2 separate regions of the Mus musculus genome follow, and region 1 is linked to region 2. Evidence: chromatin contacts called from ENCODE Hi-C or POLR2A ChIA-PET data. All regions are on one chromosome and are shown on one strand. Each heading gives the region's core, a stretch centred on a gene start or an enhancer-like site at or near the end of the contact. The rest is flanking DNA. Distances are from core to core; before and after follow the strand shown. Region 1 overlaps Igf2r (insulin-like growth factor 2 receptor). Region 2 holds the start of Airn (antisense Igf2r RNA).

Region 1 (2,895 bases), core at 255-2,754, 52 kb after region 2:
TCCCCTGGACTGCTCTGAAAGAGCCAGCATTTGCAAGAAGAGTGCCACTGGTCAAGTCCAGGTTTTGGGGCTTGTTCATACACAAAAATTGGAAGTCATAGGTAAGGCTCTGGGGTGTTTGTACTTGACTCAGTTGCTGCATCAAGATTGGCAAGGTGAGGCTGTCCCTGGTGTGATGGAGAAAGTGCCTGAGCTTTGGTGGAAACCCGGTGACTAGTTGAAGCATTTCTACCCCCTTCCTGGAACATGAAGTCCATGCTGTTTTGATACTCTGAGGCACAGGGAGCCTGTTCAAAGCACCTTCGCTGATCATGTTCCGGATGCACATTGGCTTCTCAATGTACATCTACACACATCTAAAAAAGCTATGGTCACACAGGGCGCTGTACAGATGGCTCCGTGTTCCCTTGAGCTCTTGGCTAGGAATCATGACACGATCATCAAGGGAAGGAAGGGATCGGCTGTTAGAGGACAGGCACATTTTCCCAACTAAGGGAGCACACAAGGACCAGGCTGTGTTGGGGGTTAGACATTCTACTCTGCCTCTAAGGCTAGAGTAGGATCCCGATTGCGCTGTTTGAACTACAAGGTGACATGGATATTGAAATGGAGAGGGGATTCTGAGGGAATTCCCATGGCCTTTAATAACAAACTCAATCAAGAAAGTGGCCTCCCTTTGAGAATTAAAATCTCAACACATGAACCAGCTGGGCAAACTCACATCTTAGGAATTCTCTATTCCCGAAGTTCCTGACTACTGTAGAGCTGGATGCTAGTCATATAGGTGTGGCCATGGAGGCTTAGCATTCATTCCTGAGGATCCAGGAAGCTCATGGTCTTGCTGCTTCCTTACTTATGGTGGTATGGGTTGAGTGTATGGGCCAGTAACTGCCATTGAGTATGGAGGGCACCTTTAGACAGCCGGCACTTGCCTTTGCAGTAGATTTTTAAGCCCCGATATTGTTCTGCAGTGCACTAGAAATAATGCCAACTCATTGTCTCATGTTTCAGATGAAACGGTCATTGTTACTTACTCGAAAGGCTATCCTTGTGGTGGGAATAAGACTGCATCGTCTGTAATCGAATTGACCTGTGCGAAGACTGTGGGCAGGCCTGCATTCAAGAGGTGAGCCACAGGCGAGCACACTGTGCTCTCTGCCTCCCCCATTTCCACGTGGGAGTTGGGAATGTGCACACAGAGGAGAGGGTGTCTGGGACTGGCACTGTGTGTGGCAGAAATGCCCACTGAGACTGAGGCCTTAGAGGACAGATTGTCTCCCACAGGAGGTACCCCTACTCCATCTGAGGGCTAAGGCCACCTCAGCTTTTTTAGCCTGGTTTGCCTTAAGAAACATACTCCTGAATCAGCTTTGGAGGTGCTGACGCTAGCCTGAGCAGTGCAGATCTGGCTGCTGCCCCTCATCATGGGAGAATTAAGGGGGTGCTGATTGCACCACCAACAAGCAGGTTCTGGGTGTTGCAGGCAGTTGTTGGGTGATGTTAGAGGGATTGTGGCCAACAGGGGGAGCATGTGAACTGCTGTTTTGGAAACTGCTTTGAAAGGGTCTTTAATTTCTGAGACTAAGAGACTATTTGTACAAGTCTCGGTTCAGAGCTTCCAGCTTCATATGCTAAGGCATTTTTATTGAGTTTGGTTTTTCTCTGTGGGGATGGGGGTTGAACCTAGGGCTTCGAGCAAACCAGGCAGGTGCTGTGCTCTTGAGCGGTAGTTCCAGCTGTCTTGTTGTTTGACACAGGATGACACTAACGTGTCCAGGTTGGCCTTGGATTTGTTCTGTAACTGTGACAGGAACTTGCCACCTTTTACCTCTGTCTCAGTGGCTGGAGTCACAGGTTTGTGTCCCTAGGGTGAGCAGGCACTGCATCCTCGTCTGCTTCCCACGTTGCTAATGTTATCCTCGTACTGTGCTGAAGCATAGTGACCAGGACAGTCGTCCTGGCCCAGAGCTGTCACTCACACAGTCCCCGTGGGGACCAACAGCGGTGGCTCCCAAGGACCCTTAAGAACCCGGGCGACTGCCTCTTGCAGGCCTCTCCAGCTATGTGTGTGGCAGCCTTGCTGTGTGTGGCCCCGAGGTAACCGTGTCTGCTCCCTCTCAGGTTTGACAGTGTCAGCTGCACCTACTACTTTTACTGGTACTCACGGGCTGCCTGCGCGGTGAGGCCTCAGGAGGTGACCATGGTGAACGGAACGCTCACCAACCCTGTGACCGGCAAGAGCTTCAGCCTCGGCGAGATTTATTTTAAGTAAGTGGAAGCCTGCCTGTTTGGCTGACACACACTCCGAGGGAACAAGACCGTAAGTCTTGCCCTGTAGGCATGCTGCCAGGTAGGCAGTCTAGGCTTCAGTGACAGTTGGGAAGTGACCAAGTTTGGCTTACACCAAGCAAAAGGACTGCTTCTTTGTCATTTGACACTCAGTGGTGAATTTCTTATAAAAAGCAGTTTCCCTCTGCCCTTACTGCTGGAGCCAAGAGTCTCGGGACACAGAGAGAACAAGGAACTCTGGGCTGACCAGCATGTTAGCTAAAAGTAAGGTCCATCTCTTAGCGGTGTCACGGGCTGTCTTGGGGCAAGTGCACTGCATGTGCTGTCCGCAGTGTGTGAGATAGTGCAGTCATTCCAGGAGGCGGGGCTGGGCAGGCCGATGTAGCGTTAACGGCAAGGAGTGTTAGAGAAGGGCTGGAGCATGCAGAGGAAGGAGTATGACCGCTGTGCTCTCCTCTGCCTCAGGCTCTTCAGCGCCTCTGGAGACATGAGGACCAATGGGGACAACTACCTGTATGAAATCCAGCTCTCCTCCATCACCAGCTCTTCTTACCCTGCATGCGCTGGTGCCAACATCTGCCAGGTGAAGCCCAATGACCAGCATTT
Region 2 (2,700 bases), core at 181-2,680:
ACCTTCATTTGCATGGCCAATGAGGAACCCTAATCTTGCGCAGGAGTGTGGCACCCTCATGCATAGCCAGGATAGCGCCAAACCCTGCCCTTCCCTCCGTCTCCTGCAACGCGGCACTTTTGAGCTTGCCTCTCTTGCAACGTGGCACTTTTGAGTTCATCTCTCCTGTAACATGGCACTTTTGAGCGTTGGCCCTGATCACAGAACCCTTCGAATCCTCCCCTTGTGCAGTTTGCACCCTCAGGATACCTCGGAATCCTCCGAGCCGTCTCTTCCCCTCCCCTCGCGCAACTTGGCATAACCAGAATCACAGCCCAACCGGAATCGCATTAAAACCCTCCGAACCTTTGGGCAGCGCGGCACCGGGGCTCACGCAGTGCCGCGGAACCCTCGGAACCCTGCCCTTGTGCAGCTTCGCACCCTCAGGATAGCTCGGAACCCTCTGAGCTTTCCCTTCCCTTTCCCTCACCGCAACTCAGCACAACCAAGGATCACGGCACAACCGGAATTGCTCCGAACCCTCGGGCAGCACTGCGGCGCAGTGCCGCGGAACCCTCTAAACCCTCCGAATCCCCTCCTTGTGCAGCTTTTCACCCTTAGCCTCTCTCGCAACTCGGCACAACCAGAATCGCAGCACAATTGGAGTTGTGCTAAAATCCTCTGAACGGGGGGGGGGGGGGGGGGCAGCGCACACGCCAGCACCCTGGCTCGCGCAGTGCCGCGGAACCCACCGAACCTTCCCCCTGCCCCGCAAACCGCGGATCAGGTCGTGTAGAAATCCTCCGATCTCCACCCCCCCCCCCAACTCTCCAGCAGCGTGGTGCCCTAGCGCGAACCCCTGCTCCCCTTGCGCAGCGTGGCACCCTCGTGCTCTAGATCGCCCGTAAACCCCCCCCCCCCCCAGTGCAGCAGTCGGCCCGCGCTGGACGCCCCCCTCCCTTCTCCTCTTGCTGACGCGGCATGGCGGCAGCGCGGCTTTCGGCTTTCTACCGGCCCTATCGGCCCTCGTGTAGTTCAGAACACTGGTGAGCAGTGGGGCACCCTAGTGCTGAGTTTTCTTGTAGCCCAGAAATCTTCACCCTAGCGCTGAATCTCGCGTAGGGGAACCTTTGAGCGGCCTGGAACTCTTGGTCGGAGCCCTCGAGCTGCCGGATCAGTGGAACCCTCACCTCGCGTAGAGCCCTTCCCTCCTGTGGAACCCTTCCTTTGCGGAATCCTCTAACGCGTGGAATCCTCCCCTTGCAACGGAATCCTACCCTCATCTGCAGAATCCTCCCCTCGCATTGCCGCGCTTCACGCGGGGAACCCTAGCTTACCTCAGTTCCCCAGGATGTCTGCGTGGTAACTGGCGGTGCTGTGCTTCTTGCTGCCCGCTAGAGCAAGGAGGGATAGATATAATGTTGAAGCCTCGGCAGGGGGTGGAGATTATTAAGTTCCGCCCCAACTGTGTCACTTAATCCCCCCTGCTCAGCCCAACCTCACCAGGCTTTGGCTCCTCCTCTTGCTCCAGCCTGGAGCCTGTGTTTTAGATGGCCTTACAGTCCTGGAAGTGTTTCTATAAATTGCCTGCTGAGCAGGTCAGAAAGATTTAGAGGAACACCAGAGAGACCAGATATTTCAAGCAGACTTGAATAACAGATATTACGGTTATGTTTCTTCTTCTTCTTTTTAAAAGCTGTTGTCTAATTGAGTAGTCCTTGCTTGTCTTGAACCCCGAGAGAGATACACTTCTCTTAGTCTTTCCATTGCTTGGATGCAGAGTATGCAGTGCCACTCCTGTGAAGGTTTTCCTGACCACCAAGCCACCAAAAGCATAGTTTTACAGGACATAAACAGGCAGTTCTCTTCCACACAACTCAGTTGCCAGTATTGGTTCAAAATTTGAGACTTACAGTTTATTTTAGGCACATTTAAGCAAAGCACAATTAAAAAAAAGTTCTCTGGTTTTAATTAACTCCATCCCATGTGTTCAATAAATCTTTACTTATGACTACATTGATTCTTTTGTGAGGTTCAAGTGAGTCTTCTGTATAGATAGATTCTATAGATTAAGGAAGTAGGCTCATGGGAGGAGTCTGGGGGAAGCAGGCTCATGGGAGGGGTCTGGGGCAGCTGCTGTGGCCTGGCCTTACAGAAATAGCACAGAGGTCACCAGGCTATTAACCACCCCTGCCCCCAGCCTCCTGGGCTGGAAACAGGTTATCTACTCTCCCTTTGAAGAGACAACCCTGCGTGTTTAACATTCCTGGCTTGCCTAGTGCTTATCTGTGAGAAAAGAGCCTACGTGCTTTTATGTTTGTTCATTGTGTGTTCATTCTTATCCTCTCCAAACAGGTGACTCACTTTTGAGAAGTTCAGCCAGATCACTCCTGGAATTCAACACCACTATGGGCTGCCAGCCTTCAGATTCACAGCACAGAATCCAGACTAGCATTACATTTCTGTGTGGGAAGACCCTGGTGAGTGGGGCCCTCTTCAAGCTCTTTGTTAAGAACATTTTCCCCTTCTGGTGTTCTTGTTACAGGAATTCTGATCCTGGAGGACTAAATGGTCAATTTCCCCCTCCCCCCAATTTATATTCACATCACGTCACTACCACCCAGAACCACCAACTAAATGTGTCTTAAAGATGGTGAGAATTGGAGTGAAACTTGAGTTAGGATGAATGTTAATTTTAGACCAACCTATAACCACACTATT

Evidence for each region. A loop is a pair of places that touch in the nucleus more often than their neighbours do. ChIA-PET counts read pairs that join two places held with the same protein, here RNA polymerase II (POLR2A).
Region 1: a loop to region 2 is called in a map of T-helper 2 cell, with 2.1 times the contacts of the local background. The contact joins the enhancer-like site here to the promoter of Airn in region 2. A Hi-C loop is called at or near these places in 1 of 37 maps with a recorded cell type or tissue (T-helper 2 cell). POLR2A ChIA-PET finds 5 or more read pairs at or near these places in 2 of 5 experiments (Patski and embryonic stem cell).

The regions. Positions count from the first base shown.
Region 1 is chr17:12,688,363-12,691,257 of GRCm38, reverse strand. Igf2r (insulin-like growth factor 2 receptor) reads left to right here. Exons shown (of 48, transcript NM_010515.2): 41 at 1-101; 42 at 1,012-1,126; 43 at 2,122-2,268; 44 at 2,755-2,895. Among named protein-coding and RNA genes, the nearest start is that of Slc22a1, 14 kb to the right of the region's middle. Within about 2 kb of position 1,504, at least 2 of the 3 ENCODE cell types and tissues checked have a DNase peak (open chromatin) inside an H3K27ac peak, as active enhancers do.
Region 2 is chr17:12,740,041-12,742,740 of GRCm38, reverse strand. It overlaps Airn (antisense Igf2r RNA), which reads right to left and starts at 1,430. Exons shown (of 3, transcript NR_027773.1): 1 at 1,317-1,430. Igf2r (insulin-like growth factor 2 receptor) reads left to right here. Exons shown (of 48, transcript NM_010515.2): 3 at 2,335-2,459.